2 separate regions of the Homo sapiens genome follow, and region 2 is linked to region 1. A link is an interaction called in ENCODE POLR2A ChIA-PET data of the cell type or tissue named here. Cell type or tissue: OCI-LY7. All regions are shown on one strand. Each heading gives the region's core, and the rest is flanking DNA. Links, peaks and the distances in the headings are about the cores only.

What was found. Peaks named below come from ENCODE experiments on the same cell type or tissue, not always from the same donor. Only the 100,000 strongest peaks of a DNase experiment are listed, where the experiment ranks them.
Region 2: POLR2A ChIA-PET joins it to region 1 with 6 read pairs; 4 of 35 experiments call an interaction of 5 or more read pairs at or near these places.

The regions. Positions count from the first base shown.
Region 1 is chr2:203,797,912-203,802,308 of GRCh38, reverse strand. No RefSeq gene overlaps it. Among named protein-coding and RNA genes, the nearest start is that of CTLA4, 68 kb to the left of the region's middle. RefSeq lists enhancers at 2,170-2,319, 2,390-2,479. In OCI-LY7, for the core only: no CTCF peak of the experiment used is centred there; DNase peaks (open chromatin) are centred at 2,168 and 2,978; H3K4me3 peaks cover 246 bases.
Region 2 is chr2:203,507,305-203,511,701 of GRCh38, reverse strand. The region is part of intron 1 of RAPH1 (Ras association (RalGDS/AF-6) and pleckstrin homology domains 1); the gene reads left to right. Among named protein-coding and RNA genes, the nearest start is that of RAPH1, 26 kb to the left of the region's middle. In OCI-LY7, for the core only: no CTCF peak of the experiment used is centred there; no DNase peak of the experiment used is centred there.

The sequences.
Region 1 (4,397 bases), core at 267-4,266:
TCTCTTAAGCCAGGCTGTCTACCAGGCTCTTGCCACACAGTGCTAACTTTCTATCTGTTGTGAGATGTACCACAAATAAAAAAAATTATGAATGATTTTTCTAAAATATTATAATTTAGAATTGTATTTAGAATATAAAATTTAGAATTGTATTTAAATTTAATTACAGGGGATTCAATGTAATCACTATAAATTGCACCACTTCTATTCATTCATTTTCCCTTTCATTTGCTTGAGCAGGAAAGCAAGGCACAAATTTACCCCAAAACTCCAGAAATAGCACATAACCTGCAGCTTATTTTACCTATTCACAGGCTATTGGAGCATATCTCTTTGGTGCCAGACATCACCTGCCCTGAATTCACCTGATTTCAGCCATGACAGTGGTGGGGCAGTTCATGGGAGCTCAAATTTGTCTTCAGCTGGCAGTGTCCCACCTCAAGCACTCACCAAGTAGTTTGTTTGATTTTTTAAATAACAGCCTATCAAGATAAAATTCACAGTCTACAAAGTTCACTCTTAAAGTGTTCAATTCAGTGGTTTTAGTATATTCTCAATATTGTGCATTAATCAGTGCTATCTAATACCAGAGCATTTTCGTCATCTCAGAAAATACCCATTAATGGTCAATTTCCATTTCTTTCTCCTCCACCCCTGGCAACCACTAATCTACTTTCTGTCTCTATAGATTTGTCTTTTCCGGACATTTCATATGACTGGAACCATACAGTACATGGTGTTCTGTGACTGAATTCTTCCACTTAGCATAGTTTCCAAGGTTCGTCCATGTTGTAACATGTATCAGAACTTCATTCCTTTTTGTGACCAAATAATATTCTCTTATATGAACGTACCACATTTTGTTTATCCATTCATCCCCTAACGGACATTTGTTTCCACTTTTTGACAGTTATGAATGACGTTGTTATGAGCATCCATAGTATGTGATGAGTGTTTTTCTTGCTTTTTTCAATAGTCTCTTTGTCTTTCAAAAGTTTGACTATAATGCATGTATCTAAGTGTCAATCTTTTTGAGTTCTCCTGCTTGGAGTTTGTTGACCTTTTTGGATGTGCAGATTAATGTTTTTCATCAAAGTTTGGAAGCTTTTAAGCCACGATTTCTTCAAATATTTTATCCCCTTCTATCCCCTTCTCTTTCTCCTGTCCTTGGATTCTGATTATTTGTATGTGGTATGCTTGATGGTGTCACACAGGTCTCTGAGGCTCCATTCATTTTTCTTTATTCTTTTTCTTTCTGTTCCACAAGCTAGGCACTCTCAGTTGACCTGCTTTCAAGTTCACAGATTCTTTCTTCTTCTAGTGCAAAGCTGCTGTTGATACCCTCTAGAGAATTTTTCATTTCAGTTGTTGTACCTTTTTCTTATTCTCTTTGGATTGCTGTAACAAAATACTATAAACTGTGTGGCTTATAAAGAACAGGCCGGGCGCAGTGGCTCATGCCTGTAATCCCAGCACTCTGGGAGGCCAAGGCGGGCAGATCACAAGGTCAGGAGATCGAGACCATCCTGGCTAACATGGTGAATCCTCATCTCTACTAAAAATATAAAAAATTAGTGGGGCGTGGTGGCAGGCACCTGTAGTCCCAGCTACTCGGGAGGGAGCCGAGATTGTGCCACTGCACTCCAGCCTGGGCGACAGAGCAAGACTCCGTCTCAAAAAAATAAATAAATAAATAAATAATAGAAATTTATTTCTCACAGTTCTGGAAGCTGGAAGTCCAAGATAAGATTGCTAGCATGGTCAAGTTCTGGTGTGGGCTCTGCCCTCATGATCTAATCACCTTCCCAAGGCCCCACCTCCAAATACCATCTCACTGGAGATTCAGTTTCAACATATGAATTCGGGGGACATAAACATTCAGTCTATAGCAACTTTCCAAGCCCTGAATTTCTATTTAGTTCTCTTTTTTCTTGTAATTTATAACTCTTTGTTGATATTCTATATTTAATGGGCCAACATTCTTATACTTTCTTTTAATTCTTTAGACATGGTTTCTTTGAGATCCTTGAACATATTTATGATAACTAATTTGGAGTCTTTGTATAGTAAGTATAACATCTGGGTTTCCTCAGAGGCAGTTTCTATTGACTGCTTTTTTTCCCCTGTGTGTGGGCCATACTTATGTGAGGCCTTGTAAACCAACAACCTTGAAACCGAGAATTATGAAAACACAGCTGAAAATAGCAGCTACTGCAGGGTGCAGAACAGGCTCGGAGTTCCCCAAAAGCCCATCCCTGGAGAGCTGTCACTACTTGATCTGTCAGGCTTATCGTTTTTTGCTGAAAACTAGATATTGTAAATTATGTGTCACCTCTGGAAATCAGATTCCCCTTCCTTCCCAGGGTTTGCTGTTATTGCTCTTTGTTGTTTTTTTATTGCTGTTGTTTGTTTAGTGACTTTCCTCGACTAATTCTGTTTAGTCCATATTCTTTGCCCTATGCAGCCACTGGAGTCTCAGCTTGGTTAGCTTAGCGGTCAGCTCATAACTGGACCGAGATTTCCTTAAACTCTTTGAACCAGTGATTCTCCCAGTCTTTGCCTGTGGCATCTGTGTGTGTGTTGGGTCACTCCTTCAACATTTTACTTATTTTATTTTATTTTTTTTGAGATGGAGTTTCACTCTTGTTGCCCAGGCTGGAGTGCAGTGCCGTGATCTTGGCCCACTGCAACCTCTGCCTCCCAGGTTCAAGCGATTCTCCTGCCTCAGCCTCCCGAGTAGCTGGGATTGCAGGCACCCACCACCATGCCCAGCTAATTTTGTATTTTTAGTAGAGATGGGGGTTTCTCCATGTTGGTCAGGCTGGTCTCGAACTCCCGACCTCAGGTGATCCCCCGGCCTTGGCCTTCCAAAGTGCTGGGATTACAGGCGTGAGCCACCGTGCCTTGGCCCACATTTTAGCAGCCATTTCCAATTCTGCCTTTGCTTTCACTTCCTGCATATACAGAGCTTTAAAGTCAGCCACAGGTGAGAGCCTAGGGTCTTCCAGTACTTTCCTGAGCATGTACACAGCCCTATGCATGCATGTGGCCTTCTAGATTTGTAGGAATATGGCAAAGCTTTTCAAAACCCATACAGTTATCTAATTCACCAGTGTTCCTCTTATATTTTGTGCTTAGCCTCTTGTTAGCCTGAATTTGTAATGGCACCTCAGGTAATGCAATGTTAAACAACTGCCTTTTGCTTATTGTTGATAAATGCCCTATGGGTAGGGCTGGTTGCATGGAACAACCTCTGAGTCAAATGAAACAGACGAGCCCTGAGCTGTCAGGTCAAATAGTGACAAATTCTCTAGGGATGGGCTTTTGGGGGACTCCGAGCCTGTTCTGCACCCTGCAGTAGCTGCTAGGCTGTGTTTTCACAACTGCCGGTTTTAAGGTTGTTGATTTGCATGGCCTGACCGAGCTGTGAGAGTGGGATGGAATTAGGGCAATTTGGAATGCCACAGGTCTTGCTCCTCTTACTGAGATTCAGCTGTTTTTCTTGAGTAAGCACCCAGACTGCTGTAAGACTTTAAGTAATTTCCAGAATTCTGAAAAAGTTGATTTGGACAGTTCTCACTGCTTGTATGAAAGAGCAGATTTCTGAAGGTCTTTACTCCACCTTTCTAGAAGATCCCCTCACCCTAATTTGTTGGTTTTGTTTTTGTTTTACCTCATGGCTCTCTCTGAATTCCACCTCACCATGTGCAAGCATAAACACAGAATTTCAGAGCAGTAAAGCTCAGGGAAATCCTCAAGAGCATGTGACTGGAGAACCCTTCAGGTGGATGCTTCTGAGAGGCATTTGGCATGCTTCTCCACGGTCCGGGGAGAATCAAGGCCCCCTTGCTTAATGTGACAAACTCCATCATGTGCCCTTATCTTAGTTTTTCCTCCTTTCCCGCCTTATCTCATCACTCCTTAACTCCTGCTTCATAGAATCACCTCTCAAATAAACTGCCTGGGCCGGAAGCAGTGGTTCACGCCTGTAATCCCAGCACTTTGGAGGTTGAGGCGGGTGGATCATTTGAAGTCAGGAGTTCAAGACTAGCCTGGCCAACATGGTGAAACCCCATCACTACTAAAAATACAAAAATTAGCCGGGCGTGGTGGCACACACCTGTAATCCCAGCTACTCAGGAGGCTGAGGCAGGAAAATCACTTAACGCTGGGAGGCGGGGTTATGGTGGGCCAAGATCATGCCACTGCACTCCAGTCTGGGTGACAGAGTGAGACCCTGTCTCAAAAAAATAATAATAAAATAATAATAATAATAAACTGCCTGCATCCAAGTCCTTGTTTCAGGCTCTGCTTCAGAGAGGGCCCAAACTGAGACAGCTACCAGCTCTGGTGAACTGCATATAGTTCTGTGACTCATGAATAACCGTGGTGCTTTG
Region 2 (4,397 bases), core at 294-4,293, 290 kb after region 1:
GAAATGGAAATGTAAAGAAGGTAGAGAATTTTGGAATGAAACCCTGGAAGGGAAGAGGAAGGGAGATTAAAGAAATTGAGAGGACAAACATTGTGACAAATGTACCGATAATTATACTTTGAATAGATTCTTTGTTAAAACTAGTTTGAGTTGGGTTTCTGTCAGGTGCAAGAACCCTTACTAATAGTCATTTGTTAATTTTTACCAGAGAGTCATTAACGCAGCTATTGAATCAAATCATATGCCTTGAAATAACCTTATAGAAATACTATTAAAATACTCTTCTGAAGCTAAAGTGCATTGCAGAATTTTCTGATTTTTCCTAACCATTCTTCTATTGATAGGGAAATTAATTTTGGAATGTGTTGGTTTCTTTTGATTAATATTTCTTTAAACTAGAACCAGATAAATTGGCCACTTTTTTTTTTTTTTAAAGAAATGTACCTTTAGCTTTGAGTCATCTTAAATTAGAAATACTTGGCAGAAAAAAGTCGAAATTTGCATCAAGAAAGAATATATTTCTGTGGTAGTTGCTCTGGGGTGAAAAATGAGAACCATATGGTTTCTCTCTTTCCAGAGCTTGCAATCTAGTTGGGTGTGGAGGGTGATAAGGCAAGTGCACCAGTAACCACCACATAATACAAAGCTGATTAGCTATAAATGCCATAGAGGTACAGAGTTCATGGGCTTCTCAGAGGAAGTGGCATCTAACTCCTCTCTTGTTTAACTAGCACACACTTAAACTTTTAGTTTTTTTTAAATTGAGATATACATAATATTTACTCTTTTTTTAAATTTATTTTTTAATACAGACAGAGTCTCGCTATGTTGCCCAGTCTGGTTTCGAACTCCTGGGCTCAAGCAATCCTCCTGCCTCACCCTCCCAAACATTTACTCTTTTAAAGTGTACACTCAGTGAGTTTTATTACATTCACAAGGTCATGCAACCTTCACCACTATCTTAATTCCAGAATAAACTTAAAAAATTCTAGTGTTTTTAGCTGAGGTGTGCTGTCACAGTTCCCAGACCTCACCACTCCCTATTGGTTTATATCTAACTACCACCACCAGTATGTATATTGGCTGCCTGACCCCTGCAGGTATTTGAGTTTGCATCCCAGGTTTGAGAGTTTGTTTTTGTAGTTTCAGTGACCCTGGAAGAAAATGTCTTAATTGCCTGGGGGATGCCACCCTGGAGAATACTCTCTGCTCTCCTGCAGAGCATCCTTTTTCCCATTTCTATTCTCTTAATCCTCTGGCTTCTTTATGAATGGTCCCTACCTCTACTACAGCCTTTGGTAAGGGATTACTTCCTATTACCCTCAAGAACCTCAAGAGGACTTTTTTTTTTTTTTTTTTTTTTTTTGAGATGGAGTTTTGCTCTATCACCCAGGCTGCAGTGCAGTGGCATGATCTCAGCTCACTGCAACCTCTGCCTCCCAGGTTCAAGCAATTTTCCTACGTTAGCCTCCTGAGCAGCTGGGATTACAGGCAGGCGCCGACAGTATTAAATGTATCTTTTATCAGTAATGAGTGGTAAAATGTCTTTCCTAGGAATTTTACATTTATGAGATAGAAACAGAAAGCAGACATCTTGAAGCTTTTTTGGTTGTATGTATTAGGCCATTCTCATATTACTATAAAGAAATACCTGAGACTGTATAATTTATAAGTAAAAGAGGTTTAATTGGCTCATGGTTCTGCAGGCTATACAGGAAGCATGATGCTGGCATCTGCTCTGCTTCTGGGGAGACCTCAGAAAGCTTATACAATCATGGTAGAAGGTGAAGGGGGAACAAGGCAGGTGACATGGCCGGAGCAGGGGCAAGAGTAGGGGGGAGGTGCCACACACTTTTAAATGACCACATCTCACAAGAACTCACTATTGAGAGGACAGCACCAAGGGGATGGTATTAAACTATTCATGAGAAACCACCTCCATGATCCAATCACCTCACACCAGGCCCCACCTCCAACATTAGGGATTACATTTGACATGAGATTTGCAGGGATACCCATCCAAACTATATCAGTGGGGGATATTTGATCAACTTTAGTAATACCTCCTATCTGGATGTTGGGAAGAGGTCAGGAAATATGTTAATGAATAATGCAAAATAGAAGTGATTTACTGTTTTACTCCTTTTGTTCTGACAGTAACAAAAGTAACACAGTTTTAATAATCAAAACATCTTTAAAAATACCCATCTTGAAGTCTGTATTTACTGTAAGCATTTCAATTTAATTAAATACTAACTTTGGATTTGGAACCGAATTCTGATTTTTTTCTGACCTACTTGTGATGTTAACGAACTTTTTAAAAAATTACTTATTTTTTTAGGGCCGGGTGTGGTGGCTCACGCCTGTAATCCAGGCACTTTGGGAGGCCAAGGTGGTTGGATCCCTTGAGGCCAGGGGTTTGAGAACAACATGGCAAAATCTCATCTCTATAAAAATACAAAAATTAGTCAGGTGTGGTGGTGTGCACCTGTAATCCCAGCTACTCAGGAGGCTGAGGCACAAGAATCACTTGAACCTGGGAGGCAGAGGTTGCAGTGAGCCAAGATCGTGTCACCACACTCCAGCCTGAGTGACAGAGCGACTCTCTCTTAAAAAAAAAAAAAAAAAAAAAAAATTATTTTTTAAATGACTCTTTTTGCATCTGTGAAAGGATGTCTGATGAATAAATATCTTTCTAAGATGCTAAATTTTTATAAATAAGCTAAAAAGGTTAACTGAGTAAGCAAGGCAAATATACTTTAGGAAAGGGAGCATATGCATACATAATAAAAACCATATATTGGAGAAATACACAATTATTTTTCAGTGTCCTTAGACTAAACGTATTAATTTAGTAAAAGTGTTTTATAGCTTGTCTTTTTTTCCTTTTCCTTAAATTTATTTCTGAAATTTAGATGATCTATTTGTTAACACACTGTTTTCCTAATTATAGCTTTCTGAGGGTAAAGACTTTTTTCTTTTTATCTCTCCTCCTTCATCTCTCTCTTTCTTAATTTATTTTGATATACTGTTGACACTTGAACAACACAGGTTTGCACTGTGTGGGTCTGCTTGTATGCAGATTTTTTTTCAGCCAAACATGGATCATTGTGGTGATGTGAAACCTACGTATATGGAGGGTTTACTGGACTTGAGTATGCATGATTTGGGTATAGGTGGAGGTCCTGGAACCAGTCCCCCTGGTGCCAAGGGAAAACTGTAATTTCAAACCTACAGAAAAGTTGTAAGAAGAATATAAACAACCTCAAGGCCAGGCGTGGTGGCTCACGCCTGTAATTCCAACACTTTGGGAGGCCGAGGCAGGCGGATCACCTGAGGTTGGGAGTTCGAGACCAGCCTGACCAACATGGAGAAACCCTGTCTCTACTAAAAATACAAAATTAGCCAGGCATGGTGGTGCATGCCTGTAACCCCAGTGTATATTTCTTTCTTTCTTCCTTTTTTTTTTTTTTTTTTTTTGAGACAGAGTCTTGCTCTGTTGCCCAGGCTGGAGTGCAGTGGCGCTATCTCAGCTCACTATACAAGCTCTGCCTCCCGGGTTTACGCCATTCTCCTGCCTCAGCCTCCCAAGTAGCTGGGACTACAGGCACCCACCACCACATGTGGCTAATTTTTTTGTATTTTTTTTTTTAAGTAGGGATGGGGTTTCACTGTGTTAGCCAGGATGGTCTTGATCTCCTGACCTGGTGATCCGCCCGCCTCAGCCTCCCAAAGTGCTGGGATTACAGGCATGAGCCACCGTGCCCGGCCCCAGTGTATATTTCTTAAGATCAAAGATGTTCTCTTACGTCACTGCAATACTGTTATCAAAATCAGGAAATGTAACATTGATTCAATACTGTGATCTAATCCAGTCATATTTTGTCAACTGTTCCAACATTGTCCTTATGGCTATGTTTAGATATTTTCCCTGGGTCTAAGATCCAGTCCAGGTTCAAGCATTGTATTTAGTTGTCATGTCTCTTTAAGTTCCATTGAATATGGAACATTTCCTTAGCCTTTCTTTGTTTCTTGGCCATCACATTATTGAAAAGTGTTGGCCAATTATTTTGTAAAATGTCTCTTATGATTTGATTCAGGTACTGCATTTTTTGCAGGAATAACTACAGTGATGTTGTATCCTTCCCAATGCATTATAACTGGAACCCTCTGATGTTGGTTTGCCTTTGTAGTGATGATATTTTGGTCACTTGGTTAAGGTTGTCTTCTGAGTAATTTGTGGGGAGATATTTTGAGAATATATGTCATCAAATTTTCACCTACTAGTTTTAGCCTCTATTGATGATTCTTGCCTTGATTTTTTAAAACTTAGCAACTTGGTTTTTAAATTACTTTTAAAATAAATACTTTATAATTATAACAGTGGTTGCAAAATG